Linked DNA regions of Homo sapiens: region 1 is linked to region 2. The links are chromatin loops, found by intact Hi-C in ENCODE. Cell type or tissue: mammary epithelial cell. All regions are shown on one strand. Links, peaks and the distances in the headings refer to the core of each region. The heading gives the core; the rest is flanking DNA.

Region 1 (16,692 bases), core at 4,497-12,496, 220 kb after region 2:
TTTTTCAAGAAATAACTGTGATTTCAGAGCTTTAAGTCTCATACTCAGAAATTGTGATTCACGAATCAGGTTGTGAAAGTGGAATTTGCTCCTTCTATTTTTTCTCAGAGTTTCAATTTCTTTGATCTCAACTGACATAGAATTTAATGTATTCCTTTATAAAGCTTTCCGCTCTCTGATATCCAATCTTTTTTTTTTTTTTTTTTTTGTCATTTTCCTACTTTCCCAATGTTTTTCCCAAACTAGGGTCAGAAACAAGGTGGAGATTCCTATTTTTCTCCTACACTTGTGGGTTGCATTAGTCCTGCAGAATCAATTGCACCTGGCAGCCATAAGGTCATTAATATAATTTTATTTTAGATAAATATCTGAGAAGACAGTTTTTCACTTTGAGCTTATTCCTTTCTCCACCACCACCTTAAGTGTTCTTCCTGGTCATGTAAACTTTACCCCACACGAGTGTGCATTTTAGCTCATCATGGCATTTATTTTTTTAGATGGAGTCTCGCTCTGTCACCCAGGCTGAAGTGCAGTGGCATCATCTCAGCTCACTGCAACCTCTGCCTCCTGGGTTCAAGCAATTCTCCTGCCTCAGCCTCCCAAGGAGCTGGGATTACAGGCATGTACCACCATGCCCGGCTAATTTTTGTATTTTTAGTAGGGAAGGGGTTTCACCATGTTGGCCAGGCTGGTCTCGAACTCCTACCCTCAGGGGATCCGCCTGCCTCGGCCCCCCAAAGTGCTGTCATCATGGCATTTTATCCTACTCATTAGGGTCCTGTCCTCTATTCAGTTCAGTGTCCACCGTGCCTGCTCAATTCCCTGGAAAGAGTAAGAAGGTAAAAATTTCCTATCAAGTGCAGGCACGGTGGCTCAGGCCTGTAATCCCAGCACTTTGGGAGGCCAAGGCGGGCGGATCACCTGAGGTAGGGAGTTGGAGACCAGGCTGACCAACAGGGAGAAACCCCGTCTCTACCAAAAATACAAAATTAGCTGGGCGTGGTGGCGCATGCCTGTAATCCCAGCTACGCAGGAGACTGAGGCAGGAGAATGGTTTGAACCCGGGAGACGGAGGTTGCAGTGAGCCGAGATCACAGCATTGCCCTCCAGTCTGGGCAACAAGAGCGAAACTCCATCTCAAAAAAAAAAAAATTGCCTATCAAATTCACACTTCAAGTGTAGTCTGCACAGAAAAATAAATTTGTGTGAATCAATTGATTTCATCTGGACTTAGATTACAAAAACACCTGAAAGAATATGGATTAAAAAATTTATTCATAACTGAAAGAATAAATGCTTAATGGGGTGGGTACCCCATTCACCATGATGTGATTATTATATAACGCATGCCTGTATCAAAACATCTCATGTACCCCATAAGTATATACATCTACTATGTACCCACAAAAATATAAAAGAAAAAAAGATGGAGTAAAATTTTTGGCCCGGCATGGTGGCTCACGCCTGTAATCCCAGAACTTTGGGAGGCTGAGGCAAGTGGATTACCTGAAGTCAGGAGTTCAAGACCAGGCTGGCCAACATGGTGAAACCCTGTCTCTACTAAAAATGCAAAAATTAGCCGGGCATGGTGGCACATGCCTGTAATCCCAGCTACTCAGGAGGCTGAGGCAGGAGAATCACTTGAACCTGGGAGGTGGAGGTTGCAGTGAGCTGAGATCACACCACTGCACTCCAGCCTGGGTGACAGAGACTCCATCTCAAAAAAAAAAATCAGTCATACATTGAATTGCATTGGGAGATTTGATCTGATGATATACATCTACTTATAGAGGCTTGGTGCCCATTTGTAATGAGGTTTGTTAGTCCAAGGGAAGGATTTGGAATCACAGTCTATGTAATTTCATTATATCATTTTACTGTTTCTGCTTAAAAATTTACAGTGCTACACACAAATAAGACTCCTTCTGTTGTCCTGCTTAAAATCTTCCTTTTAAAATATTGTGTCTTAGCCATTAAAATGTAGGTAAGTGAACAATGTGTGTATTTAACTTATCATCAGTTCATTTGTCTCTTTTATACTCTAACTCTCTTCAACCCTTATAATCAAATGATGACTCACAAAGGAACCTGAATTTCTAACCAGCATTGGCTTGGAGAATAGAGACTTGTGAATCAGAATCACAATTTATATCTACAAATACATACACGTTCTTTCAAAATATTCTAGCTCCCTAGAAGGGAATCTAATAGGTAGTCTCATTTTTTATACAGTTATCTGAAATAAACATGAATGCTGCCTTTAAATATCAGAACAAATGTCCAAAAATAAGAGGCATTAAATTATTCTGAATTCTTTTGTTCTGCTTGCATTGATTGTATCATTAAGCTACTGCTGCATAACAAGGTATACTAATAGAAAAAGGTTTAATGACATGCTTTTATTTCCACATAGGGAGCTATACTAAAGAAGATTTTATAATAAGGATTAATACATATGAATACTGGAGGAGACAAAAACATTGAGTCCACAGGACCATCCAAATCTAGTTCGTTTTTTCAATTTTGGACATGGTGAATGGAGAGGAAGATCAGTAGAAGTGGTGGGATCTCACAATAACTCTTATTTCTTCTTAATACTGAACATCTCATGACTGCTCAAATCCTGATAGAAAAAGCAGTCTTATGTTCAAGCTCAATGTCAACCATTTCAGGGACATAGATTCTTCCCAAATGAGGTATCATCAAGACCCAGAGCCAAGGATGGAGAATGACAATTGTCATAAAGACAATAGAGGACTCAATAAATAAGTAAAAAATAAAAATTATCTATCTGGGGGTGAAACAGACATGCAAATATTGTGCACTTCTGTTAACATTAAGTGTTTATGAATTACATTCTATAGACTTTCAACAAGTAAGATAAGATTTCTATGAAGACTTGGAGGAGTTCCCAGAAGAGCTAGAGGATTAATATGATCCACCAAGAAACATCAGCTTTATAGATATTCCTAAGAGAAGAAGATAGTAGAACAGCTTGAAAGAGTCTAAAAATTCCTTAATATGACTATTTGGAGGGAACATAAGAGTAACACAGATGATGTCCCTGAATTCAACAAAGTATAGAATGATGGCCTCTCAAGTTCTCTTCTCCCTATACAGGGCCTTAGGTAGAAGTCCTCCTTCATGATCACAACTTGCTGCCTCCCAGGAGCAGGGCAATGCTAGACTCACTTCCTGTCCCCAAACACCATTCTGGTGTCACCATGAGCCTAGGAAATGGGGAGTTGGAACCTAGTCACTATAGCTGCTCTCCATTGAACAGCTCCTCTGTGCCAAGGAATTTCCAGTGAGCTTTAAACTGTTATTGCTGTTCATATCCTTCCCCCACTTTTTGATGGAGTTATTTGTTTTTTTCTTGCAAATTTGTTTAAGTTCCTTGTAGACTCTGGATATTAGACCTTTGTCAGGTGGATAGATTGCAAAAATGTTCTCCTGTTCTGTAGGTTGCCTGTTCAATCTGATGATAGTTTCTTTTGCTGTGCAGAAGCTCTTTAGTTTAATTAGATCCTATTTGTCCATTTTGGCTTTTGTTACCATTGCTTTTGTTGTTTCAGTCATGAAGTCTTGGACCATGCCTATGTCCTGAAACTGGAAACCATCATCCTCAGCAAACTAACACAGGAACAGAAAACCAGACACCACATGTTCTCACTCATAGGTAGGAGTTGAACAGTAAGAACACATGGACACAGGGAGGGGAACATCATACACTGGGGACTGTTGGCAGGGTTGGGGAGGAAAGGGGAGGGGGAGCATTAGGACAAATACTTAATGCATGCGGGGCTTAAAACCTAGATGACGGGTTGATAGGTGCTGCAAACCACCATGGCACATGTATACCTATGTGTAACAAATCTGCATGTTCTGCACATGTATCCCAGAACTTAAAGTAAAATTTTAAAAAACTGTTACTTACTTCTCACATAAATTCTACAAGGTGGGTGGAATTTCTAAAAGTTTTTTATCCTACTGTGAGGGAAGTACTCAAGAGGCTTGTATAAACTTGTTTCTGCAGAAGCTGAGCCACTGAGGGAAACATTTGACCTCCTAAAGGCAGACATGAGGTATGTGGTACGATTCTTGGTGAAAAAGGTTTAAAAGTAGTTTTCTTTGACTCTAACACTGGATCCTCAAAGAGTGCTTCACAGAACAGAATGAACAGCATCACCATCAACAGGGAAACAGCCACAAATGCACAACGTTTCTGCCTACCCTCAATGTCCCAAATCAGAATCTGCATTTGAACAAGGTCCCAAATGAATTATAAAAACTTTCAATTTGAGTATATTCTTTTCCAAAACATTCTCTCAACCTCTCCAAGGTTAACATGTTTATGGATACTTCTGGTGTAGACTGTTCTGTGCATTGTGAGATGTTGAACAGCAATCCCTGGCTTTAATCCACTAGGTTCCAGTAGCACCTCCCTAGGTGACAACAACAAAAAATGTATCCAGACATTTCCAAGTGTCTCATGGAAGGACAATCATCCCTGGTTGAGAACCACTGACCGAGACTGTGAGAACTGGAAACCGTTTTTTTTGTTTTGTTTTGTATTGTATTGTTTTGTTTTGTTTTGTTTTGAGACCAAGTCTCGCTCTGTCACCCAGGCTGGAGTGCAGTGGTGTGATCTTGGCTCACTGCAACCTCTGCCTCCTGGGTTCAAGCGATTCTCCTGCCTCAGCCTCCCGAGTAGCTGGGACTACAGGCACCTGCCACCACGCCCAACTAATTTTTTGTATTTTTATTAGAGATGGGGTTTCACCATATTGGCCAGGCTGGTCTCGAGCTCCTGACCTCGTGATCCACCCACCTCGGCCTCCCAAAGTGCTGGGATGAGCCACCGCCTGCAGCCAAGAACTAGAAACATCTTGATGGAGTTCCAATCAAAGCTCATCCTTCCCTCAGTTCATAACACTGGGCAGATCACTTAACCCTTCTTAGCCCCAATTCTACAAATGTAGAAAGAGGCTCCTCGTAGCATGGGAATGTGCAAAAATGAGACACATTACATGTGACATTAAATGAGACAAACCATGTAAGATTCCAACTTCAGTCCATGGTGCATAAAATGTGTAATTATATCTCTTGCAATAGCCAAATGTTTCATAAATTAAGGATTAAATGACAACACTTTCTTGTGTATACAAGCATGAAACTCCTAATTGTTTTGTCGATAGCATCAGGAAGCCAAGGATTATACTAACTATCAATGGTTTTATAGCAAATGAACACATTATCTCCATTGTTGGAGAGGGAATTGCAATTTTCTGGAGATGTCAATAAAACTATGTTCTTACCAGAAGTCAATACGTTGAGTTTCCAAGGGCCCTGGTGAAGACATATTCTTCGTCTTAATCTTTGGAGACAATTTTAACTCAAGTTTCAGCAAAAGTGCTAAGGAGGCTAGACCATCGTCAGGTGGGAGATTTCACAGAGAAGTAATGAAGTCTGGATTCACCTGACTTCTAGCCTGATCTCTTTGGAACAGAATCAGCAGAAAAATGTTTCTTCTTTTCCAGACCTGTGTCCAACGAAAAATCAGGTGCTCATGCAACTCATAATTGCAAAAATATGGAACCAACCTAAATGCCCACCAAACAATGAGTGGCTAAAGAAATTGTTATATACACACACACACCGTGGGACACTACTCAGCCATGAAAAGGATGAATTGATGGCATTCGTAGCAATCTGGATGGAAATTGAAGACCATTATTTTAAGTGAAGTAACTCAGGAATGGAAAACCAAACATCATAGGTTCTCACTCATGAGTGGGAGCTAAGCTACGAGGATGCAGAGGCATAAGAATGATACAATGGATTTTGGGGACTTGGGGAAAGGGTGGGAGGGGGATGGGGAATAAAAGACTATCCATGGGGTACAGCGTACACTGCTCAGGTGATGAGTGCACCAAAATCTCAGAAATCACCACTAAAGGCCGGGCGCGGTGGCTCATGCCTGTAATCCCTGCACTTTTGGAGGCCGAGGCGGGCAGATCACGAGGTCAGGAGATCGAGACCATCCTGGCTAACAGGGTGAAACCCCGTCTCTACTAAAAATACAAAAAATTAGCCGAGCGTGGTGGTGGGCGCCTGTAGTCCCGGCTACTAAGGAGGCTGAGGCGGAAGAATGGCGTGAACCCGGGAGGTGGAGCTTGCAGAGAGCTGAGATCGCGCCACTGCACTCCAGCCTGGGCGACAGAGCGAGACTCTGTCTCAAAAAAAAAAAAGAAATCACTAAAGAACTTATTCATGTAACCAAACAATACCTGTTCCCCAAAAAACTATTTAAATAACTTTTTTAAAAGTCAACAGATGAAAAAAGATTAGGTGCTCATGGATTGGAGTGAAAAAAGGGAAATTTGTCTGATGCATAGATACAGGGAATTGTAAAAATCTATTTCATCTGCTATTGTCCTTAAGACTGTAACAGCTTCGGACTGGATGTGATGTGAATGGTTTGTAGACATATGTCTGGCTAAGGTGCTGATGTTTCACTTCTTCTTACTGTCTTGTCTGGGGACAGAGCTTCATTCTCCATTATCAGCATCCAGGGAGGAGCTCAGACTTCCATATGGAGACCTTCCTCTCTGAGACCCCATACAGGTGAGTCCGCCCAGTAGGTACTGCAGAAAATGTTCAGAGGCAATATAAGTCAAGAATATTTACCTAGTGTTACCTGAAAGCCAAACTAGCCTAAGTCAAGCTGAGAGATTGATGTGTGTTTGTTTGCCTGGTTGACTAATTTATATTTAATATAGTTAATATGTTAAAAAGAGAAGTGTTTGTCATACTAAGCAATGCAGGGATCATTGCTGACAACTAAGTGATAATAAAGGAAGTTGATTTGGATGAGATTGAAGAAGGAATGGAAGACAAAAAGTGGTTCCAGTAAATTACAACACATACTAGAAATTTTGCAGTGAAAGAAGCAGGATAGTAGAATATTTGGTGTGGAATGATGTGCAATGAATTGAGAGACTTTGGAACAAATTTTAAGAGAGGCGTATTTGAGCATGTTTCTGTGCTTAACTGCAAAGATCCACACCAATGGATTACTTGTAAATTCCATCTTGCAACAGCAGTTCACAAGACATACATTTCATAGTCTCTTCTTTCATGTTGGATATTCACATGAAAAATAAATGTTATACAATAGGTCAAAATGAGAATACTAAAGAGTTTTTGCTTGCAATTATTTTCTTCTTCTGGTGAGGCTGGATTTGTTTGCTTTTTATTTTCTCTATTGCAAATTATGCAAGTTCCCTGCTTTCATGTTCTGACGTCTGAATGTTTTCATTCTTTTGACTGCATTCTTTCAAACAAGAAATTGTAGCTTTTTCACCAACTTTGCTGAATAATGTTTAATTTTTATGTATGTAGAGGTGTATATCAGGAAAATGTGTGAAAGTTTATAAGCGTTGTGTGCTCAAATCTGTTTGTCATAATTTGTTCCCACCTCTCCAATTGTTTTTTGACTTAGAAAATTCTTCTGCATCATTGCTAGAAATATATCATCCTTCATAAGTATTTCCATCTTATTTCACATCTGTTTTTGCTTATTGCTTCCTTTTGTAATTAGATCTATTTTTATTTTTAATTTAATGTTTTAATTTCTGTTTTGATTGACAAAAATCATTGCATTCTTGTGGGGTGCAGTAAGATGTTATTTTATTTTTATTTCTATTTTTATTTTTTATTATACTTCAAGTTCTGGGATACATGTGCAGAACACGTAGGTTTGTTACATAGGTATACACGTGCCATGGTGGTTTGCTGCACCCATCAAGCCGTCATCATCTGCATTAGGCTATCCCTCCGCTAGCCCTCCACCCACCGACAGGCCCCGGTGTGTGATGTTCCCCTCCTTGTGTCCGTGTGTTCTCATTGTTCAACTCCCACTTGTGAGTGAGAACATGCAGTGTTTGGTTTTCTAGCAATCCCATTACTGGGTATATACCCAAAGGATTATAAATCATTCTACTATAAAGACACATGCACACGTATGTTTATTGCAGCACTGTTCACGATAGCAAAGACTTGGAACCAACCCAAATGCCCGTCAATGGTAGACTGGATAAAGTAAATGTGGCACCTATACACCATAGAATACTATGCAGCCATAAAAAAGGATGAGTTCATGTCCTTTGCAGGGACATGGATGAAGCTGGAAACCATCATTCTCAGCAAACTAACACAGGATAAGATGTTATTTTATATGTATTCATTGTAGAATGATTAAAGGAACCTAATTAATGTATCGGTCACTTCATACACTTATCATGTCTTTGTGGTTGAGAACATTTAAAATCTATGATACTAGCACTTTGGAAATATATAATACATTATTCTCAACTAAAGTCATCATGCTGTGCAATAGATTACTAGAACCCATTCTTGCTAACTTTATATCCTTTATCTAATGTCTCCGCTTTCTGCATCCACCCCACCCCATACTCCAGTCCCTGGTAACCACTGCCTTACTCCTCTCTATCCCTATGAGTTTGATTATTTAGATTCTGCATATAAATGAGAATATGCAGATCTATATTTTAAAGCAGTAATCTACTGCCATCTTGTGGAAGATACTCTTTTGCACTCACAACCTACAATTGAATACAAACTAAAATTACATTCAACTTAAGATCTTTTTCGTAAGCATATTTGGATCCATTTATACTTAGATAGGAATGAAATTATGGCTTTAAATACTGTTTCTTCTACTGCTAAAAAAAGCGTATTTTAATTTTTTTACTTTTAAGTTCAGGGGTACATGTGCAGTTTTGTTACATAGGTAAACACGTGTCATGGGGGTTTATTGTACAGATTATTTCATCACCCAGGTATTAAGCCTAGTACCCATTAGTTATCTTTCCTGATCTCCCTCCTCCCACCCTCCACCCTCCAGTTGGCCCCAGTGTGTTTTTCCCTTCTCTGTGTCCGTGTGTTCTCATGATTTAGCTCCCACTTGTAAGTGAGAACATCTGGTATTTGATTTTCTGTTCCTGTGTTAGTTTGCTAAGGATAATGGCCTCTAACTCCAACCATGTTGCTGCAAAGGACATGATCTTGTTCTTTTTTATGGCTGCATAGTATTCCATGGTATATATGTACCACATTTTCTTTATCCAGTCTATCATTCATGGGCATCTAGGTTGACTCCATGTCTTTGCTATTTTGAATAGTGTTGCAATGACTATACGTGTGCATGTGTCTTTATAATAGAATGATTTATATTCCTATGGGTATATACCCAGGAATGGGATTGCTGGGTTGAAGGATATTTCTGTCTTTAGATCTCTGAGGAATTGCCACACTGTCTTCCACAATGGTTGAGCATTTATTTGCAGATGTTTGCCACTTTAATTTTGAATTTCTGACTCACGTCAGTAATTTATTTCATATCTTTTCTTTCATAAGTTTGTTTTAGATTTTCATTATTCAAATCTTACCTGGTATCCATTTCCTTTCTAATGCTGTAATTGGTGTTGAGAAGGGCATGGGAGTAACATGCACCCAGGAAGCCACAGCAGATGTGTATGTGTGTTCCGTATATATGTGTGTATGTGTCTATGTGTGTGTGTGTGTTTATGTGTGTGTGTGTGTGTATGATGCTTCAGAGTGAGAAGAAGTTTCAGACAAAGAGATCCTGAGTTACATATTCCAAATGACAACACAAAATATGAACGTCAGATGTGTATATGTGTTCCGTGTGTATGTGTGTGTGTGTGTTTCTTTAGGGTGAGAAGTTTCAGACAAAGAGAACCTGGGCTATGTATTCCAAAAGATAACTCATCATATGAACATCAGAACTCAAGGCCACAGCAGGAAACAAAGAGGAAGTTCATTGCAATTCATGGGGCGCCTTTGCAACCAAATTAATAAAGTGCAAATGCAACATCTGGACAGAAGGACTCCTTGTGTCTTCAGGTTTCAGCAGCTTCCAGGCCAACTCCTTCCTCAATATCCTCTGAAACCATCTCTCATTCCTCTCCTCTTGCTTGTTTGCCTGCCACACTGGCTTACTTGTTGGACTTGAACATCTGAAAGAAGAACACGCCTCAGGGTCTTTCATTGTCGTTCCTTCTGCCTTGCATACGCTTCTGCAAGGAACATGGTGACTCCACCCTGTCTTCATTGTGGTCTCTGTTCAGTTGTCACCTTGTCTACTGGTCTTACCTGACCACCCAATAAAAAATAACACTCCATCCACATTCTCCTTCTTACCTCTTTCTTCTTTTGTTTTATAACATCACACATTCATTTTCTGGACAGTGCCTGGAATATGCCAAAATCCACTTTATATTCCTCAAATGCATGAAAGATTTTCTCATTAAAACTTTAGAATACATGCTCTCTGCCAAGGACTGAAGGTAGAACATGTATTCCTGATTAATATTGTCAAAATTGGCCAGGTGCGGTGGCTCATGCCTATAATCCCAGGATTTGGGGAGGGCAAGGCAGGCAGATCACCTGAGGTCAGGAGTTTGAGACCAGCCTGGCAAACGTGGCAAAACCCCATCTCTACTAAAAATACAAAAACTATCCAGGCAAGGTGGCGGATGCCTGTGTCCCAGCTACTCAGGAGGCTGAGGCACAAGAATCACTTGAACCTGGGAGGTGGAGGTTGCAGTGAGTGGGGATCGTGCCACTGGCCTTCAGTCTGGCAACAGAGTGAGACTTTGTCTCAAAAAGTAAATAAATAACTAAATAACAATATTATCAAAATGCCCATAATACCCAAAGTGATCAAAAGACACAGTGCAATCCCTGTCAAAATACCAATGACATTCTTCACAGAAATACAAAAAAAATTGTATAATACATATGGAACCATCCAAGACCCTACATGGCTAAAACAATGTTGAACCAAAAGAACAAAGCTGGAGACATCACACTATCTGACTTCAAACTATATTATGAAGCTATTGTACCTAAACCAGCTTCGTGCTGGCATAAAAACATACACATGGGCCAAAGGAACAGAGACGAAAACCCATAAATAAACACATATTTACAGCCAACTGATTTTAGACAAAAGTGCCAAGAACACATATTGGTGAAAGGACAGTCTTTTTAATGAATGCTACTGGGAAAACTGGATATCCACATTCAGAAAAAGGAAACTAGATTCCTTTTCTTGCTATATACAAAAATTAACTTTAAATGAAATAAATATTTAAATGGAATACCAAAAACTATGAAACTACTAGAAGAAAATACATGGGATAAGCTTCATAAAATTAGCCAAGGTAAAGATTTTTCAAAATAAAACTTCAAAAGCATAGATTACAAAAGTAAAAATAGATGAATGGGATGACATCAAACTAAAAAATCTTCTGCACAGCAAAGGAGATAATTGACAGATCCAAGAGAAAAGCTGTACAATGAGAGACAATATTTCCAAACTAAACATCTGAAAAATGGTTATCTAGAATGTATTTTAAAACTCAATAGTGGGAAAAAATAATCTGATTAATAAATAGGCAACGACCTGAGGACACTTTTTTCAAAAGAAGACATACAAGTATACAATGGTCCATGAAAAGTGCTCAAAGTCACGAATTATCAGGGAAATGCAAATTGAATCCACAATGAGATACCACGTCATCCCAGCTAACAGGGCTATTATCAAAAGACAGGAAAAATAACAAATGCTGACAACGATATGGAGAAAGGGGAAATCTTATACATTGTTCATGGAATGTAAATTAGTATAGCCATTATGGAAAACAGTATGTACGTTCCTCAAAAAGTTAAAAATAGAATGCGACTCAGGGATCCCACTAGGTATTTATCCAATGGAAATGACAATAGTGTATTAAACAGATATCTGCACTTTCCTGTTTATTGCAGTGTCACAATAGCCAAGATATGAAGTCAATCTAAGTGTACCTTAGTGGATGAATGGATATTAAAATGTGGCATATGTACATAATGGAATACTATACAGCCCTGTGTAAGAAGGAAATACTGTGATTTGCAACAAAATGAAAGAACCTAGAGAGCATTATGTTAAGTGAAATATTCTAGGCACAGAAACACAAATATCACATGATCTTAATCATATGGAATATAAAAAAGTTGATCTCATAGAATTATAGAGTAGAACAGTGGCTACCAGAGGCTACAGCTGTTGTGGGAGGAGGAGTGGGGAAATGTTTGTCAAAGGATACAAAATTGCAGCCAGAAAAAATACGTTCAGCAGATCTATAGTATAGCATGAAGATTTTATATTTAAGGATGATATATGGTGTTTCTGGAAAATGTTAAGAGAGTGGATGTTAAGTGTTTTCACTACAAAAATGATAACTATGTGAGGTAAAACATATATCCATTAGCTAGACCTAACCATTCTGTAATGTATATATACCTCAAAATGTGATGTTTTTTGTGATAAATACAATTTTATCTGTCAATTTAAATAAATAAATTTTGAAAAATTAAATTAAATAATCTTTAGAAGGTGCTATTCTCAGGGCAACTTGCATGAAAAGAGCCAAATATATCTCTTAAGAGTAACCAGATGTTTTATACATGAAGAATTAAATGACAGCTCTTAACCTTTTTAAGAAGTACAAAATTTCTCATTGTTTTGGCAAAAGCATCATGATTTCAAGAAATGTAGGACTCACGGTTTTATATCAGAACAGAGTTCACCCCCTTGTTAAAGAGGAAAATAGCGATAATTCTGGAGATATCAAGGGCTGTGTTCCCATCACAAGTGAATACCTTGGAGATGCAAGGAACATAGTTAAGACAAGTTCCTTAGTTTAGACTTAGGAGAAAACCTTCCCTCGGGAATGAGGAATAGAGTAAGGCATTAGGAGGTTAGAACTCTGGAAGGCAAACAAGTCCATGGAGAAGGAATAATAAAGACTGGATTCACTGCAGGCTTAATATGGTGTCTTGGGAATAGAGAATACAGGGAAAAAATCAATTCAGAGCAGGGTAAAATCCCAAAGGAAAATGATCTGCTCAGGGTTGGAATAACAAGAGGAAATGCACCTAATGTGCAAATCTGTAAGTACCCCCTTGGCTGTTGTCACTTAGCATATGCAACCTTGGGCTGGATGGGACATGCTTGTGTTTTTTGGAGTCTAAATCTGCTGGCTTGGGCACCGATGCTTTCCTTTCTCCTACTGTCTTGTCTCGGGACAGAGCTTCCATCTCCACCAACAACCATTCAGGGAGGAATTCACACTTCCACATGGAGGCTTTTCTTTCAGAAAACCAGTCAAGGTAAGTCAAAGAGTCCAGTAGGTACTGCGGGAAAGGGTCAGGGAGAATGGGAGCTGTGAACGTGAACCTAAGGCTACCTGAGAGCCAAACCAACCAGTGCTAGAGTGGAGAGATTGTTGTGGTTGTTTGCTAACTTGCCTGACTAATTAATTGATTCAGGTATTTACTTAGGATACTAAAAAGAGACATGAACATTGAATTCAGCATTGGAGGATGATTGTTGACAATGAAGTAATAGTAATAGAAGCCCAATTAGAAGAGGAAATGAGATGATTAAAGTGGCTCCAGTAAAAGTAGCATCCGTGCCCAAGGATCTTTACAATTAAGTGAAGATGAAAAATAGGGTACTACTGTAATAGTTAAAGAAACATGAAAAGCAGCTCAACGGTTGAAGACAGGTTTATTTTGGAGAACAAACCTGAGAGGGGCTTCTGGCTGAGTTAGGTCAGAGGTACTCTCTTTCTTTTTTTTTTTTTTTTTTTTTGAGACGGAGTCTCACACTGTTGCCCGGGCTGAAGTGCAGTGGTGCAATCTCAGCTCACTGCAACCTCTGCCTCCCAAGTTCAAGTGATTCTCCTGCCTCCACCTCCCAAGTAGCTGGGACTACAGGTGCCTGCCACCACGCCCAGCTAATTTTTTGTATTTTTAGTAGAGACAGGGTTTCACTATGTTGACCAGGCTGGTCTCAAACTCCTGACCTCATGATCTGCTTGCCTCAGCCTCCCAAAGTGCTGGGATTACAGATGTAAGCCACTGTGCCAGCCAAGGCACTCTCTTACAGACTAAGAGTTTTTAAGGGTTCAAGGCGGGAGAGCTTATCACCGGCTTGGAATGTTTCTGTGCCTCTTTGTCTTGCTTACCTGGAGAGAGAGTTTTTGTGTCTGTTCCCGTACATCTTCTTGCAGCTGCAGGCATACCCCCCAAGTCTGCTTTTAGCTTCCCTATCTTAGTGCACCTAAAGGGAAAGGAATGTGCTTATTAGAGCCCACTGTTTTTCTGGGGCCCACTGTGTGAGTGCCAGGTTTGGTGGTTACCCAAGAGACTTTCCCCCTCCCTCTATGCCCGAGCTGTCTTATCTGTGTTTTACTGTCTGCTCTTTCTGGCTGCTTGTTGTTAGAAGAGAAGTGATTTTCTTAAGATGCATGAGGTTAGAAAAGGAGCTGGAACTTAAAGTGGCGGTTGTCCAAGATGATGGTGCTCCTGCTCTGTCAATTACCTGTGGAGAGATATACACTGAAGAGAGGGATTTGTTTGTCTGTTCGTTTGTTTGTTTTTAAGAAGGGGCATATTTGACTGTCTTTCCATATTGGTGAGAAAGATCCAGACCAATGAATTCCTTTCAAAAACTACCTGACAACAGCAGTCATGAGGTATACATTTTGTAGTATCTTCTCTCATGCTAAGTATTCAAATGAAATCAAAAACTTATTTAATGGGTGAAAAAGTGAAATACTAACAAACTTTGCCACTTTTTTTTACTAGTGAAGCTAAATATATCTGTGTATTTGTTAGACATTTACAGCTATTGCAAACTGTACATGAACTTTCCTTTTGTAAAATGGGTTTGTAATATTTTTAATCCTGTTTTATTTCATTTATCAAAATATAAGACTTGGAGTTCTTCATCAATTTTGGCATATGTCTTTTATTACTGTTATGTAACTTTCAATGTATTTGAGGGAAATGTGTGAAAGCTTAGAAGTATTGTGTAGCCAAATCCATTGATCATAGTGTGCTCCCCTCCTTGCTACATAAATGTAGAAAGTTCTTCTGCAACATTTGGACAAATAAATTGCCTTTTATGCATGCATTTCCAACTTGTTTTCTCTCTTATTTTTTATTGTGCTTTTTGGCTTTTTGTATTAGATCTCTTCTTAGAAGTTGCATTACCTTTGACCATCATTTGGTGATCATTATTTATCATCTGACTAAAGACCACCTTTCTCATAAATATTGGAATCCTTATATCATTATATAATATGAAACCATAACCTTAGATACTACTTCTTCCCATGCTTGTAATCCCAGCAGTTTGGGATGCCGAGGCGGGTGAATCACCTAAGGTCAGGAGTTTGAGACCTTCCTGGCCAACATGGTGAAACCCAGTCTTGACTAAAAATACAAAAATTAGCCAGGCATGGTGGCGTGCGCCTGTAATCCTAGCTACTTGGGAGGCTGAGATAGGAGAATCGCTTGAACCTGGGAGGCGGAGGTTGCAGTGAGCCAGCATCACGCCATTGCACCCCAGCCTGGGCATAAAGATTAAAACTCTAACTCAAAAAAATAAAAATAAAAAATAAAATAAAACGTAGCTTCTTCACTGTAGAATATGTATGACAGCATTTCTGGTAAGTTTGTAATGCATGTTTTTCTCATGTTCTGTTCTTTCTTGTGTGTTTTTTTGTTTGTTTGTTTGTTTTTGGTAGAAACATCAACCAGGTGAAAGCAGGGAATGAGACACAAATTTCAGAATTTCTTCTTCTAGGATTTTCAGAGAAACAAGAATTGCAGCCCTTCCTCTTTGGGCTGTTCCTGTCCATGTACCTGGTCACTGTGCTCGGGAACCTGCTCATCATCCTGGCCGCAATCTCAGACTCCTGCCTCCACACCCCCATGTACTTCTTTCTCTCCAACCTGTCCTTCGTAGATATCTGTTTTGCCTCCACCATGGTCCCAAAGATGTTGGTGAACATCCAGACACAGAGCAAAGTCATTACCTATGCAGGTTGCATCACCCAGATGTGCTTTTTTGTACTCTTTATAGTGTTGGACAGCTTACTCCTGACCGTGATGGCCTATGACCAGTTTGTGGCCATCTGTCACCCCCTGCACTACACGGTCATCATGAGCCCTCAGCTCTGTGGACTGCTGGTTCTGGTGTCCTGGATCATGAGTGTCCTAAACTCCATGTTACAAAGCTTAGTGACATTGCAGTTGTCCTTCTGCACAGACTTGGAAATCCCTCACTTTTTCTGTGAACTTAATGAGATGATCCACCTTGCCTGTTCTGACACCTTTGTGAACAACATGGTGATGCATTTTGCAGCTGTGCTGCTGGACGGTGGTCCTCTCGTTGGGATCCTTTATTCTTACTGTAGGATAGTTTCCTCCATACGTGCAATCTCGTCAACTCAGGGGAAGTACAAGGCACTTTCCACCTGTGCATCTCACCTCTCAGTTGTCTCCATATTTTATGGTACGGGGCTAGGGGTGTACCTTAGCTCTACTATGACCCAAAACTTACACTCAACTGCTGTCGCCTCGGTGATGTACACTGTGGTCACCCCCATGCTCAACCCCTTCATTTACAGTCTGAGGAATAAAGACATAAAGGGGGCTCTGACACAATTCTTCAGAGGGAAACAATAAAAGAGCCATTTTTCGGCTGGGCACAGTGGCTCAAGCCTGTAATCCCAGCACTTTGGGAGG
Region 2 (16,692 bases), core at 3,909-11,908:
TTCTTCTTTCTTTCTCTCTCCTTCCTTCCTTCCTTTTCTTTCTTTCTTTCTCTCCTTCCTTCCTTCTTTCTTTCTCTCTCTCTACTTCCTTCCTTCCCCTTTCTTTCTTTCTCTTTCTTTCTTTCCTTCTTTCTTTCTTCTTTCTTTCCTTCTTTCTTTCTTCCCTTCCTTTCCTTCCCTTTCCCTTTCCCCTTCCCCTTCCCCTTTCCCTTTCCCTTTCCCTTTCCCTTCCCTTCCCTTCCCTTCCCTTCCCTTTCCCTTCCCTTTCTTTTCTTTTTCTATTTTTTTTTTCAGGGTCTCTCTCTGTCGCCCAGTCTGGAGTGCAGTGGTGCGATCTTACAGGCCTGTGCCACCACGCCCAGCTAATTTTTGTATTTGTAGTAGAGACAGGGTTTCACTATATTGGCCAGGCTGGTCTTGAACTCCTGACCTCAAGTGATCCCCCGACCTTGGCCTCCCAAAGTGCTGGGATTACAGGCATGAGCCGCCACACCCAGCCCCACATGTATGTATTTTTCTTCCTCCAATTTTCTTTCTCGTTGGCTGCAGGCCTGATACGCTGTGCTTTTGGTACCTGGTGGGTTAACCACCCGCAGGCACATACAGACCCATTCGTTGAAAGACAAAATGCAGGTGGAGGGACCGGTCAGGTTTGGGCAGAGCTCAGCACTTCTGTGGCAGTCATGGTGAGTTGGCGGAGAAATACCCCGGAGCTAGAGACAGAGGTAATTACGTTAAAATGACGTCTTTAGGGTGAGTCCTAATCCAGTAGGACTAGTGCCTTACGAGAAGAGGAAATTTGGATACAGATGTGTGCACACATAGAAGGAAGACAATGTGAAGTCTCAGGGAACAGCCAGCCACTTACAAGGCCTGGAGAGAAGCCACAGAACAACCCTACCAACGTAACTTGACCTTGAACTTCCAGCCTCCAGAACTATGAGAAAATAAATTTCTGTTGTTTAAGCCTCCCAGGCTGTGGTATTTTGTTATGGTAGTCCCAGGACACTAGTGATCCTCCATTATCTGCAGGGAACATGTTCCAAGATGCCCGGTAGATTCCTGAAACCGTGGGTAGTACAGAACCCTAGCTATACTGTGTTTTGTCGATCTCATAACTGCCATGGCTAGTAAGGGACTGATGGGTGGGGTGTTTACAGTGCAGATGTGCCAAACAAAGGGAGGATTGACATCCCAGCTGGGATGGAGTGGAATGGTGCAAGATTTCATCACACTACTCAGAATGGCACGCACTTTAAAACGTATGAGTTGTGGCCAGGCGCAGTGGCTCATGCCTGTAATCCCAGCACTTTGAGAGGCTGAGGTGGGCAAATCACCTGAGGTCAGGAGTTTGAGACCAGCCTGACCAACATGGTGAAACCCCATCTCTACTAAAAATGCAAAAAAATTAGCTGGGTGTGGTGGCGGGCACCTGTAGTCCCAGCTGCTCGGGAGGCTGAGGCAGGACAATTGCTTGAATGCAGGAGGTGGAGGTTGCAGTGAGCCAAGATTGTGCCACTGCACTCCAGCCTGGGTGACGGAGTGAGACTGTCTCAAAACCCAAAACCAAAAACGTATGAATTGCTAGCACAACAGGGTGACTGTAGTCAAAAATAATTTAATTGTACATTTGAAAATAACTTACAGAGCATAATCAGATTGTTTGTAAAACAAAAGATAAATGCTTGAGGGGATGGATACCCATTTTACCCTGATGTGTACATCCCTGTATCAAAATATGACATGTAATTCATAAATATATACACCTACTATGTACCCACAAAAAAACTTACTAATTGTTTATTTTTTTTTCTCTCTCTTTTTCTTTCTTTTTTTTTTTGAGATGGAGTCTCACTCTGTTGCCCAGGCTGGAGTGCAGTGGTGTGATTTTGGCTCACTGCAAGCTCTGCCTCCCAGGTTCACGCCATTCTCCTGTCTCAGCCTCCTGAGTAGCTGGGACTACAGCGCCCGCCACCACACCCAGCTATTTTTTTTGTATTTTTATTAGAGATGGGGTTTCACCATGTTAGCCAGGATGGTCTCAATCTCCTGACCTCGTGATCCGCCCGCCTCGGCCTCCCAAAGTGCTGGTATTACAGGCGTGAACCACCATGCCCAACCCAAAGTGTTTATTTCTCAAATTTTTCATTTAGTATTTTTGGACTGCTGTTGACAGCAGGTAACTGAAACCTCATGAAGAAGCGGGAACTATTGTAATACAGTGGCCAACCTCCAATAAGAACCCAGAACACCTCCCAGCACTTTGGGAGGCCGAGGCGGGTGGATCACGAGGTCAGGAGTTCAAGACCAGCCTGGCCAAGATGGTGAAACCCCATCTCTACTAAAAATACAAAAAATTAGCGGGGCATGGTGGTGGGCGCCTATAATCCCAGCTCCTCGGGAGGCTGAGGCAGAGAATTGCTTGAACCCTGGAGGCAGAGGTTTCAGTGAGCCGAGATCGCACCACTGCACTCCAGCCTGTGTGACAGAGAGAGACCCCGTTTCAAAAAAACAAAAACAAAAACAAAAAACAAACAAACAAAAACAACCCAGAACACCAAGGCTTGGGTCAGCTCCTTGGTTAGCAACACTCTGCACCTGTTGTTACACATTGTGGCTGTGAGAATTCAGCATTGTCTATGTCTGTACAACTCCACTGGGAGGGAACAGCTGGAAGCTCATGCCTGGTGTCTCCTAGATGCTGCTCTATCTGCCTTTTACCTTTGCAGATTTTTTTTTTTTAATGGGGGCCAGGTGTGGTGGCTTACACCTGTAATCCCGTTGCTTTGGGAGGCCAAGGAGGGAGGATCACTTGAGCCCAGGAGGCAGAAATTGCAGTGAGCTGTGATCACACCACTGCATCCCAGCCTGGGTGACAGAGCTAGATGCTGTCTCAAAAAAAAAAAAAAGGGGGGGGGGTTACTCTGTTGCCTCATCTGGAGTGCAGTTGTGCAATTCTAGCTCACTGCAACCTTGAACTCCTAGATCTGAGTGATCCTCCGACTTCAGCTTCCCAAGTAGCTGGGACTACAGGTGTGCATCACCACGCCTGGCTAATTTTTACAATTTTTTGTAGAGACAGGGTCTGGCCATGTTGCCCAGGCTGATCTCGAACTTCTGGCTTCAAGTGATCCTCCTGCCTCAGCAGAGTCCCAGTCCCACAAGGCACCTGAGTGTGGGACAGGCATAATTGAAGGTTGGGGGTATCAAAGGAGGAGTGCATCTCTCACTTAAAGTGTTGGGATTATAGGCATAAGCCACTGTGGCTGGCCCTTTGCAGATTTTAATCTGTATCTGTTTACTGCAATAAACCATGAGTATAATAACATTACTGAGTTCTGTGAGTCTTTCTAGCAAATCATTAAAGGTGAGGGATGCCTTTGGGATCCCCAGCCACAAAGGTTTACACAAACAAAACCACCTCCATTTCCTGCCAAGTTCCTGGCAAATGGACAGTTGGGAGGATTGTCCCAATCCATCTCTGCGAACTTCAGCCCAAATCTTAGTGAATCTTTCTTACACTTTCCAGAAAGTGGCCACTCCTGCTGGCTTGTCCGCTTTTCACTCCCCAGAGTCCCACACAGGGGCTGCTCCCTCCTCCCGGGACAGGCCTTGAGTTGCTCCAAGCTGCAGTGTGACCTTGGGCAAGTCACCCACCTGGGAGGCTACCAGCATCATGAGGGAGGGAGAGGCTGGGTTTTGAGGTCACACCAGCCTGGGCTGGATTCCCCCACTCTGCCCCAGATCTGGCATGTGGCCTTGGGGTGGTCACTTTTCGTCTCTGAGCCTCAGTTCCCGAATCTCCAGATTTGCTTTGAATCACCCAATAAAATTTCACATGGAGAGAAGGAAGTGTTCTTGTACTTTTTTTTTTTTTTTTTTTTGAGACAGAATCTTGCTGTGTCACCCAGGCTGGAGTGCAGTGGCACAATCTTGGCTCACTGCAACCTCCGCCTCCCAGGTTCAAGCGATTCTCCTGCCTTAGCCTTGAGTAGCTGGAGCTACAGGTGCATGCCACCACGCCTGGCTAGTTTTTGTATTTTTAGTAGAGATGGGGGCTTCACCATGTTGGCCAGGCTGGTCTCGAACTCCTGACCTCAGGTAATATACCCATCTTGGCCTCCCAAAGTGCTGGGATTACAGGCGTGAGCCACTGTGCCCGGTCTGTTCTTGTACTCTTAATATAGGCTTGGGCCGTGTGCAGTGGCTTACACCTGTAATCCCAGCGGTTTGGGAGCCAAGGTGGGAGGATGGCTTGAGGCCAGGAGTTCAAGACCGGAATAGGCCACATAGTGAGTCCTCGTCTCTATAAAAAAGTAAAAAAAATTAGCCATGTGTGGTGGTGCGTGCCTATAGCCCTAGCTACTCAGGAGGCTGAGGTGGGAGGATTGCTTGAGCCCAGGAGGTCGAGGCTGCATTCAGCCATGATCACACCACTGCACTCCAGCCTGGGCGACAGAGCGAGACCCTGTCTCAAAAAAAAAAAAAAAAAAAATTTACTGGATAAGATTGGCTCAAACCTCTTCCAGCATGCTTGCTAAGATTTTAGAGAATTTCCAGATTATTTTCTGTCTTTTGTTGTTGCTGAATTAAGGAGTCCCGCCATCTTGCTGGTTTTGCTCTGTGGGATGAGGCCCCTGGCTTCTTAATTTCAGCAGAGTCCCAGTCCCACAAGGCACCTGAGTGTGGGACAGGCATAACTGAAGGTTGGGGATATCAAAGGAGGAGTGCATCTCTCACTTAACCTTGACTGCAGGTATCTTTGTTCCAACTCAGCAGCCTACTTTGGCTGCCCCATCCGGTATTCCTAAAACCTTTCCATCACACTGCCTCATTCATTCATTCATTCAGAAAATATATTTTGTGGCTGGGTGCGGTGGCTCATGCCTATAATCCCAGCACTTTGGGAGGCTGAGGTGGGTGGATTATTTGAGGTCAGGAGTTCGGGACCAGCCTGGCCAACATGGTCAAACCCCGCCTCTACTAAAAATAGAAAAATTAGCTGGGCATGGTGGCGGGCACCTGTAGTCCCAGCTACTTGGGAGACTGAGGCAGGAGAATAACTTGAACACGGGAAGCGGAGGTTGCAGTGAGCCAAGATCACACCACTACACTTTAGCCTGGGCGACAAAGTGAGAGTCCATCTCAAAAAATAAAATAAATAAAATAAAATAAGATTAAATTAAAATAAAGAAAAAAAGTGTTTTTTGTTTTTTTTTTTCTTCTGAGACAAGAGTCTTGCTCTGTCGCCCAGGCTGGAGTGCAGTGTCATGATTTTGGGTCACTGCAACCTTTGCCTCCCGGGTTCAAGCGATTCTCCTGCCTCAGCCTCCTGAGTAGCTGGGATTACAGGCACGTGCAACCACGCCTGGCTAATTTTTGTATTTTTAGTAGGGATGGGGCTTCATCACGTTGGCCGTGGTTGGCCAGGCTGGTCTTGAACTCCTGACCTCAGGTGATTGCCCGCCTTCACCTCCCAAAGTGCTGGGATTACAGGTGTGAGGCACGGTGCGTGGCCAGAAAACATACATTGAGTGGCTACCGTACTAATCATAGGGGCACAGAGGTGCAAAGATAAACAAGATAACACTATTTCAGGTCCCAGCTCCCAGCTCAGTCAAATGGGTGAAACAGACATTAATCAAAGGGTTACACAAACTAATATAAAACCACTGCAGTGAGGAGGCCGGGTGCAGCAGCTAACACCTGTAATCCCAGAACTTTGGGGGGCTGAGGCAGGTGGATCACTTGAGGCCAGGAGTTCGAGACCAGCCTGGCAAACACGGTGAACCCCGTTTCTACTAAAAATACAAAACATTAGCCAGGCATGGTGATGCGTGCCTGTAATCCCAACTACTCGGGAGGCTGAGGCAGGAGAACCATTTGAACCCAGGAGGTGGGGGTTACAGTGAGCCGGGATCGCCCCACTGCACTCCAGACTGGGAGACAGAGCAAGACTCTGTCTCAAAACAAAACAAAAGACCCCACAAAACCACTGCAGTGATGAAGAGATCACTAATGATGAGTGATGATGAGAGAGGGGATAGCGAGTGTAACATTAGGGCAACTGATGTAGCTGGGCAAGGGATGGAGGTTAGGGGAGGCTTCCTTGAGGAAGTGGAGTTTGTGCTGAAATCTCAATGCCAAGCAGGAATTTACTCAGGAGGGGTCAGGAAGAGGGAACAGCATTTGCAAAGGTCCTGTGGCACCAGCTCCTTATCTTCTGATGGTTTTCAGCCCACTTCACCTCTCACTTTTTGGTCTTTCTTGGTCCCCTTAACTCTTGTCACTCCCATCCATCTATACGAGGATTGGCAACCTATGGCCCATAGGCTAAATCCAGCCCTTGAAATAAAAATAGTTTTGCATTTATTTTTATTTATTTATTTATTTTTTAAGTTTTTTAGAGACAGTGGTCTTACTCTATCCCCCAGGCTGGAGTGCGGTGGTGCAATCATAGCTCACTGCAGCCTTGACCTCCTGGGCTTAAGTGATCCTCCTTCCTCAGCCTCCTGAGTAGCTGAGACTACAGGCATGCACCACCATGCCCAGCTAATTAAAAAATTTTTGTAGAGATGGGGGAGGTCTCACTATGTTGCCCACTCCAGTCTCGAACTCCTGGCTTCAAGCAATCCTCCTCCCTTGGCCTCTCAAAGTGCTGGGATTACAGGCATGAGTGAATGCACCTGGCCTAGAGTAGTTTTAACATTTTAAAAGTGGTTGAAAACAAACCCAAAGGCTACAAGGTATGACATGTACTATGATATGAAATGGAAGCTTCTGTGTTTATAAACAAAGTTTTAGTGGAACACAGCCAAGCCCATTCGTTGATGTCTCATCTATGGCTGCTTTCGCCAGACAGCAGCAGAGTTCAGTCATTGCAACGGAGATGGTAAGGTCCCTAAAGCTGACAATATTGACGACCTGGACCTTGACAGAAAAAGTTTGCTGACTCCAGATCTATGGCATGGATAACTGGCAGGTTCGTTCTGAAGCACAGCCCCACCCCCTATCCTCCTTAAACCTTGTCATGGTCCCACTCCCCGTGGTCCACACACCGTGTTACTCCCAGTGCCCTCCACGGGCCCCCTGCAAACCCAGCTTCCCTGTCACTCTGGGCTCAGGCCACACCAGTCTCCGTGATTTCTTTAAACAACACAGGCTCCTTCTCATCATGGAAACTTTGCACCTGTTGTGCCCTTCCAGGGGGAGATTACACCTAAGGGCCATGGACCTGGGCCAGTTCACAGCTAGAATACAAGTTTCCGGGGAAAAAAAAAAAACAACCAAAAACCAAAAAAAAAAAAAAAAAAAAAAAGCGTTTTAAATCCAATTTGTGAAATGACATTATTGCCACCTAGTGGCCACTTCTCTAACTGTAGTTTTCAGAGCTTTTAGGGCGGTTGGGAAGGTTCCCTCCTGGACACAGTGGCTAGAGCGGCACCCCAAATCTGGTTCTCCTGTATCTCTGTACCTAAAGCCTATTTGGGTCCCGGTTATCTACAGGACCCCCATCTAGCCCAGTGATGCTCAAACTTTTAAATTACAAACTTTTTTTTTTTTTTTTTTTTTTTTTTGAGACAGAGTCTCGCTCTGTCACCCAGGCTGGAGTGCAGTGGGGCGATCTCGGCTCACGCAAACTCCGCCTCCCGGGTTGACGCCATTCTCCTGCCTCAGCCTCCCAAGTAGCTGGGACTACAGGTGTGGGCCACCACGCCTGGCTAAGTTTTGTATTTTTTTTTAAATTGAGGAGGAGTCTCGCTCTGTCACCCAGGCTGGGGTGCAGTGGCGTGGCCTTGGCTCACTGCAAGCTCCGCCTCCCGGGTTCAGGCCATTCTCCTGCCTCAGCCTCCCGAGTAGCTGGGACTACAGGTGCCCGCCAACATGTCCGGCTAATTTTTTGTATTTTTAGTAGAGATGGGGTTTCACCATGTTAGCCAGGATGGTCTTGATCTCCTGACCTCATGATCCGCCCACCTCAGCCTCCCAAAGTTCTGGGATTACAGGCATGAGCCACTGTGCCCGGCCTAATTTTCGTATTTTTAGTAGAGAGGGGGTTTCACCATGTTGGTCAGGATGGTCTCGATCTACTGACCTTGTGATCTGCCCGCCTCGGCCTCCCAAAGTGCTGGGAATACAGGTGTGAGCCACCATGCGCAGCCTGCTGTTACTTTCAGTGGCAAAACCACAATTACTTCTGCACCTACCTTGTAGGGGTGTTGCTTAACACTTATTGAGATTGTGCATATAAAGGAGTTAGCATTGTTCAGATAATAAATCTCGGTTGTCATCATCATTATTGTCATCATGCTGATACCCAGTAAGTGAATCCATGCAATCTAAATCCTTCATCCTTTTCTCCAGTTCTAGCCCAGGGTCCCTTGGCCAGAACACATGGTCAATTGTAAACTTGAGAGGATGTACTGGGACACTTTGTAGGTTTTGTAGGTTGCTGACATTTCTTAAACTAACTGCATTTGTTTTCTAGCAATGTTGCAACAAAGTACCACAAATCAGGCCGAGTGTGGTGGTTTACACCTGCAATCCCAGCACTTTGTGAAGCCGAGGAGGGCAGATCTCTTGAGGCCGGGAGTTTGAGACCAGCCTGGGCAACATAGTGAGACCCTGTCTCTACAAATATATATAGCTGATTGCAGTGGCATAGGCCTGTAGTCCCAACTACTCAGGAGGCTGAGGCAGGAGGATTGCTTGAGCCCAGGAGTTTGAGGTGAGGTTGCACTTTAGCTATGATTGCACCACTGTACTCCAGCCTGGGTGACACAGTAGATCCTGTCTGTCTCTAAAAGAAAAAAAAATTTAAAAATTACCATGAACTAGGTGACTTAAACAATAGAAATTTGTTGTCTTACAGTTCTGGAGGTTAAGAGTCCGAGATCAAGGTGTTGGGCCAGGTGCAGTGGCCCACGCTTGTAATCCCAGCACTTTGGGAGGCTGAGGTGGGCAGATCACTGGAGGCCAGGAGTTTGAGACCAGTCTGGCCAACATAGTGAAATCCCATCTCTACTAAAAACACAAAATTAGCTGGGCGTGGTGGTGGGTGCCTGTAATCCCAGCTACTTGGGAGGCTGAGGCAGGAGAATTGCTTGAACCTGGGAGGTGGAGGTTGCAGTGAGCCAAAATCATGCCACTGCATCCAGCCGGGATGACAGAGCAAGACTCCGTCTCAAAAAAAAAAAAAAAAAAAAAAGATCAGTTGTCAGCAGCTTTGATTCCTTGGTTCCTTCTGAGGGCTGAGAGGGATAGCCTGTTCCACGCCTCTCCTGGCTTCTGGTGGTCTGCAGGCAGTCCCTGGCATTCCTTGGCTTGTAGGAGCATCACCCCAATCTCTGCCTCCATCTTCATGTGGCGGTCTCCATGTGTGTGGGTGCCTGTGTCCAAATCTCCCCTTTTCATAAGGACGCCAGTCGTATCAGATTAGGGACCAACCTAATGACCTTACTGTAATCTAATGACCTCTGTAAACACCCTATCTTCAAATATGGTCACATTCTGAGGTCCTTGGGGTTAGGACTTCAACATATCTTTTTTATTTTATTATTATTACTTTTGCAGACAGGGCCTTGCTCTGTTTCCCAGGCTGGAGTGCAGTGGCAGGAACATAGCTCATGCAGCCTCGACCTCCTTGGCTCAAGAGGTCCTCCTGTCTCAGCCTCCCGAGTAACTAAGATGACAGGTGCACACCACCACACCCAGGTAATTTTTTCTTTTTTCATTTTTATTTTTTGTAGGGATGAGATCTCACTATGTTGTTCAGGCTGGTCCTGAACTCCTAGCTTCAAATGATTCTCCCTACTCAACCTCCCAAAGTGCCAGAGTTTACAGGTGTGAGCCACTGCGCCTGGCCTCCCACGTATCTTTTTTTGGGAGCCACAGTTCAACCCATAACACTAACTTTTTAAGTGCCCCGGGCCACCTGATCTGCTGTGGCTGACCCTGCGTGTAGAATCATACTGGGTTCAGAGTCAGGCGATGAATGTCACAGGAAACACATAGATTTTGGAGCTAGGCTAGGGTCTGTGTTCCCAAACTACGATTGATGGACCGTCTGCATCAGAGTCCCCTTGACTGGGGGTTGTGGGGAGACAGGAAGCCTGTTGGGAATTGAGAAAGTAAGCCCCAACCACAGTCATAGTTACAAGTGGAGGTCTCAAGACCCCCCAGGAGGCTGAGGCTTGCTGGCTGACTAAGCGAACAGCACGTGAGCTAATCTCACTTGCAAATATTTTCAAAGTTCTTCCACAACACTTAGGAAACACTGGCTAATACATGGGCTGTCTGTATCTACCTATCTATCTATCTATCTATCTACCTACCTCCTCTATCTCTATCTATCCATCCATCTATCTATCATCTATCTGTTGATCGATTGATCAATCGATCGACTGACCTACCTACCTATCTCATCTATCTATCTATCTATCTATCTATCTATCATCTATCTACTTATATGATCTATCTATCAATCAATCATCTATCTGTCTGTCAATAGATAGATCTATCGATCGGTTGACCTACCTACCTACCTACCTATCTATCCTATCTATCTATGTATCTATCTGTATATCTATCTATCTATCTATCTATCTATCTATCTATCTATCTATCTATCTACATATCTTATCTATCCACCCTATCTACCTATCTTATCTTATCCTCTCTATCTATCTGTCTGTCTATCTATCTATCTATCTATCTATCTATCTATCTATCTATCTATCTACCTATGAGTGACAGATCTTGCTCAGTTTCCCAAACTGCTGAAGTGCAGTGGTGCAGTCATAGCTCACTGCAACCTTGAACTCCTGGGCTCAAATGATCTGCCTGCCTCAGCCTCCTGATTAGCTGAGACTACAGGCGTATACCACCATGTCTTGCTAAAGTGATTTTGTGTGTGTGTGTGGAGATAGGGTCTCTGTATGTTGCCCAGGCTGGTCTCAAACTCCTGGCCTCAAGTGATCCTTCCACCTTGGCCTCCCAAAATGCTGGGATCACAGGCTTGAGCTTCCACACCTGGCCTTTGTCAATACTAAAATGAGTGTAGCTACGTCTCTTGTTTTCAACTACTCTTATTCACATAGCAATCCTAAAAGGCTGATCCTCCAGGAGGGCTAATTTCAGGCCAGTTTGATCCTTGCTATTCTGATCTTTTTGGGGAAGATAAATCCTGGGGAAAATGCACACCTTTCCTTTGGGTGCTCATACACTTTGTTCATCTCTTTATGACACATTTATCACGTTGTACTGGAAGGATTTATTCCATGTCTCTGTTCCCAGCTAGACTCTGAACTCCTCCAGGGTAGGGGATGGGATGCATCTCTGTGTCCCTAGCAGCCAACAGTGATCCTGGAACATGATAAACATCCAATAACTGTTCTGGCCTAGGACAGGGGACGGCCACTTTGCCGATGAGCTTCCCCAGGGCTGCCTTCATATCCTTGTTCCGTATGCTGTAGATAAAGGGGTTGAGCATGGGGATGAACACCCCACACATTAGGGCGGCTGCCTTGTCCTTCTGGGAGGAGCTGGGGGATGTGGGCTGTAAGTACACAGCAAAGATGGTCCCATAGGACAGTGACACCACAGTGAGGTGTAAGCCACAGGTGGAGAAGGCTTTCCACTTGCCCCGAGTAGAAGGGATCTTAAAGACTGTCCAGAAAATGCGGATGTACGAGAGAAGGATGCAGGAGAATGGGCTGGTGCCCACGACAATGCCAAAAGCAAAGATCACCAGCTCGTTGGTGTGCGTGTCTGAGCCGGAGAGCTTCAGCAGGGGCATGAGGTCACAGAAGAAGTGGGAGATTTCAGAGCCGGCGCAGAAGGTCAGTTGAGCCATGAGGCAGGTGTGTATGAGAGACTGGAGGTTGGTGATCATCCATGATGCTCCCAGCAGCAGCCCACAGACAGGGGAGCACATGAGAACCAAGTAACGCTGTGGGTGGACAATGGCCACGAAGCGGTCGATGGCCATTACTGCCAGGAGAAAGCTGTCCATGGTCCCGAACAGGTGGAAGGCATACATCTGGGTGAGGCAGCCCACAAAGGGGATGGCTCTGCTCTGAGCCTGGATGTTCGCTAGCATCTTGGGGACGGTGGTGGAGGATAATAGGGTGTCAACGAGTGAGAGGTTGAAGAGAAAGAAGTACATGGGTGTGTGGAGGTGAGAGTCCGTGATGATGGCCAGGATAATGAGGGCATTTCCAATGATGGTGACCAGGTATGTGGAGAGGAACATTGTGAAGAGGAGGGTCTGATGCTCTGGCTTTTCTGAGAGTCCCTGGAGGAAGAATTCTGAGATTTCGGTTTGCTTTTCTGGTTCCATGTATGGTCTGTGACTAGTGGGAACAAAAAGGGAGAAAAACCACACAGAGCCAGGTGTCAGAGATGCCATTCTGGTCCCAGCTTCCCACGGAAACCTATACTGTTCTGTGAAAATTCCATCAAATCCATCAAATTCCTTTGTGTTCAGTTAACCTCAAGCCATCTTCAGTGGGCTTCTGTTGCTCCTCAAGCCAAGTCATTCATGCCTGAGACAGTCAGGGTCTCAAGGATCTAACGGAGTCGCTCATAGTCAACTTGGATGTTCTCTATAAACACTTTTGCTTCCTTCAGTGGAGCAAAGCTTCATAGAAAACAAAACCAAGTGGCCCGCGCCTGTAATCCCAGCACTTTGGAAGGCTGAGGCGGGCAGATTGCTTGAGGTCAGGAGTTCGAGACCAGCCTGGCCAACATGGTGAATCCCCGTCTCTACTAAAAATACAAAAAAATTAATCAGGCGTGGTGGTGGGCGCCTGCAATCCCAGCTACTCTAGAGGCTGAGGCAGGTGAATAGCTTGAACCCGGGAGGCAAAGTTTGCAGCGAGCAGAGATTGTGCCACGGCTCTCTAGCCTGGGCTATAGAGCAAGATTCTGTCTCAAACAAAAAACAAAAAACAAAAATAAAAAAAGAAAATCAAGCAGAATCAAACCTCAACAAAAACTCTATACAGTAAAGGGAACCTGACCATCTTCTGTTTTTCCTTCTCTTCCTTTCCTGTGTTCTCTCCCTGTTTTCTTTTTCCTTTTTCTTTTTTTGAGACAGAGTCTTGCTCTGTCACCCAGGCTGGAGTTCAGTGGCACGATCTCAGCTCACTACAACCTCTGCCTCCTGGGTTCAAGTGATTCTCGTGCCTCAGCCTCCCAAGTAGCGGGGATTACAGGCACGCACCACCATGACTGGCTAATTTTTGTATTTTTAGTATAGACGGGCTTTCACCATGTTGGCCAGGCTGGTCTCAACTCCTGACCTCAAGTGATCTACCCGCCTTGGACTCCCAAGGTGCTGGGATTACAGGCATGAGGCACCGCGCCTGGCCATCTCCCTCTTTTCTTTCCTCCCCCCTCAACCCTCCTTCCCCTTCATCCTTCCACCAACAATATGTAATCTTTAACATCAGTTTTGTGTTAAAAACCGATGAATGGATAAAGAAAATGTGGTAGGAATATACAATGGAATACTATTTATTCAGCCATGGAAAAAAGAGGAAATTCTATCATTTGCAACCATATAGATGAAACTGAAGGACATTCTGTTACATAAAATAGCCAGGTACAGAAAGACAGATACCACATGGTCTCACTTATATGTGGAATTTAAAATGGCCAATCTCATAGAAGCAGAGTAGAATGGTGGTTACCAGGGGCTGGGGGCGGGAGGTGGGTGTTAGGGAGATATTGATCAAAGAATACAAAATTTCAATTAGATGGGAGGCATAATTCAAGAGATCTATTGTACAGCATAGTGACTATAGTTAATAACAATGCATTGTATACCAGAGAAACTCAGAGTCAATTTTATGTTCTCACCACCAAGAAATGATAGGTACAGATGTTCTGAGGCTGATAATGGGGTCATACATTGAAAATGTCATAAGTCAGACCTGGCGTGGTGGCTCATTCTTATAATCCCAGCACTTTGGGAGGCCGAGGCAGGGGGATCACCTGAGGTCAGGAGTTTGAGAGGTCAGCCTGGCCAACAAGGTGAAGCCCCGTCTCTACTGAAAATACAAAATTAGCTAGGCGTTGTGGTGCATGCCTGTAATCCCAGCTACTTGGGAGGCTGAGGCAGGAGAATCGCTTGAACCTGGGAGGCAGAAGTTGCAGTGGGCTGAGATTGAGCCACTGTACTCCAGCCTTGGCAACAAGAGCGAAACTCTGTCTCAAAAAAAAAAATATATATATATATATATATATATATATATATATATATATATATATAAGTCAAAAATGCATTGAACATACCTAACCTACCAAACATCACAGCTTAGCCTAGCCCACCTTCAATGTGCTCAGAACACTTACGTTAGCCTACAGTTAGGCAAAATTATCTAATACAAGATCTATTTAATTTAATTTAATTTATTTTGAGACAGGGTCTCACTCTGTCACCCAGGCTGCAGTGCGGTGGCACAATCACAGCTCACTGCAGCCTGTACCTCCTGAGCTCAGGTGTTCCTCCCACCTCAGCCTTCCTAGTAGCTGGGACAGGTGTTTTTATTTTGCCCTCAGCAATAATGATATCTGTAATGGGTTAAACCTTCTTAGGAGCCAGTTTCTTTCTTTTTTTTTCCCCCAGCTATTGGCTGCTCAGCATGATTTTTATTTTATTTAATTTTATCATTTTATTTTAAGTTCCAGGATACACGTGCAGGACGTGCAGGTTTGTTACATAGGTAAACGTGTGCCATAGTGGTTTGCTGCACCTATCAAGCCATCACCTCGGTATTAAGCCCAGCATGCATTAGCTATTTATCCTGATGAGGAGCCGGTTTCTTTCTTTCTTTTCTTTTTTGAGATGGAGTCTTACTCTGTCACCCAAGCTGGAGTGCAGTGGCGCGATCTTGGCTCACTGCAACCCCCGCCTCCTGGGTTCAAAAGATTCTCCTGCCTCAGCCTCCTGAGTAGCTGGGATGACAGGCGAGCACCACCACGCATGGCTAATTTTTGTATTTTTAGTAGAGATGGGGTTTCACCATGTTTGTCAGACTGGTCTTGAACTCCTGACCTCATCATCTGCCCGGCTTGATCTCTCAAAGTGCTGGGATTACAGGCGTGAGCCACTGCAGCCAGCCAGGAGCCAGTTTCTTAATGCATAGGTCTTACAATAACTCCCACAGGGAGATTGTGTTAGCTACAATTTACAGTGAGCAGACTGGGGCTGAGCGAGCTGCCAGGGGCACTCAGCTTGCAAGTGCCTGATCTCGCCTTTGAATTTAGACTTATTTTCACTCTCATACTCCACTGCCTCCCTAAGAATGGCCACTCTCACCTCTTTATGAGGCATTTCGAAGCTAAATTCTGTGCTGTCAACACGTGCAAGGGAAAAATATTCAATTACAAGCATTTACACGTGTTTCTTTTCGAGACAGAGTCTCACTCTGTCACCTAGGCTAGAGTACAGTGGCACGATCTCGGCTCACTGCAACATCCGTCTCCTGGGTTCAAGTGATTCTTGTGCCTCAGCCACCCGAATAGCTGGGATTACAGGTGTGCATCACCACGCCCGATTAATTTTTGTATTTTTAGTAGAGACGGGGTTTCGCCTCTACTAAGCCTGTTGGCCAGGCTGGTCTTGAACTCCTGACCCGGTGATCCGCCCACCTTGGCCTCCCAAAGTACTGAGATTACAGGCGTGAGCCCAGTAATCTCATCATTTCAGCGCCCAGCCGATGAAAGGGGTTTTTAGGAAGGTTAGCAGCATAATCTCCTTGGTAACCCCAAGAGGCCTTCAGCAAAGCCCTATGTTAACTTTTTGAGGCTTTTTAGTGTTGGACTTGAGGTTTTTGCAATGCAATGCTTGGTTTTCTCTAGGCTGGATAGAATACTGCGATTCCCTTCCTGGCAACATATTTGTAACAGTCCTCAGTTGTTGACTTGGGTTGCATAGAGCAGCGGTTCTCAACCTTGAGCACGCTTCAGGGTCACCTGGAAGGCTTGTTAAAACACAAAAAGCGGGCCAGGCATGGTGGCTCACACCTGTAATCCCAGCACTTTGGGAGGCTGAAGTGGGAGAATTGCTTGAGGCCAGGAGTTCAAGACCAGCCTGGCAGACAAAGTGAGGCCACCCCACCCCCAATCCCGCCCTGGATCTACAAAAAATAAAACAATCTGCTGGGCATGGTGGCATGCTTCCATAGTCCCAGCTACTCAGAAGGCTGAGGTGGGAGAATCCCTTGAGTCCAGGAGTTAGAGACCAACCTGGGCAACACAGTGAGACCCCCATCTCTACAAAATAAAAAATTAGCTGGACATGGTGGCACACACCTGTTAGTCCCAGCTGCTTGGGGGGCCAAGGTAGGAGGATCTCTTGAGCCCGGGAGTGTGAGACCATCCTGGGCAACATAGGAAGATCCCTGCCTCTACGAAAATAAAATTAGCCAGGCATGGTGGTATATGTCTGTTATCCCAGGTACCCGGGAGGCTGAGGAGGGAGGATCACTTGAGCTTGGGAGGTCGAGGCTGCGATGAGCTATGATAATGCCACTGCACTCCAGACTGGGCAACAGAGCGAGACCCTGTCTCAAAAACAGAAAGAACAAACAAACAAACAAAACAATCCCCCCGCCCCCTCCCCCCCGCTCCCAAACTCATCATACACAAAAAGCTAAGCCCTTTCCCTGAAATGTCTGGTGTAAG

The links. A loop is a pair of places that touch in the nucleus more often than their neighbours do. Peaks named below come from ENCODE experiments on the same cell type or tissue, not always from the same donor. Only the 100,000 strongest peaks of a DNase experiment are listed, where the experiment ranks them.
Region 1: it touches region 2 in a loop (19-fold over the local background); 3 of 110 quality-filtered maps call a loop at or near these places.

The regions. Positions count from the first base shown.
Region 1 is chr19:14,863,726-14,880,417 of GRCh38, reverse strand. OR7A17 (olfactory receptor family 7 subfamily A member 17) reads left to right here. Exons shown (of 3, transcript NM_030901.2): 3 at 1-2,215. It also overlaps the pseudogene OR7A2P. Among named protein-coding and RNA genes, the nearest start is that of OR7A17, 14 kb to the left of the region's middle. In mammary epithelial cell, for the core only: a CTCF peak has its summit at 8,604 (motif pointing left); no DNase peak of the experiment used is centred there.
Region 2 is chr19:15,082,714-15,099,405 of GRCh38, reverse strand. OR1I1 (olfactory receptor family 1 subfamily I member 1) reads right to left here. Exons shown (of 2, transcript NM_001004713.2): 2 at 6,436-12,353. The coding sequence starts at 12,340. The coding sequence ends at 11,273. Among named protein-coding and RNA genes, the nearest start is that of OR1I1, 8.8 kb to the right of the region's middle. In mammary epithelial cell, for the core only: a CTCF peak has its summit at 7,366 (motif pointing left); no DNase peak of the experiment used is centred there.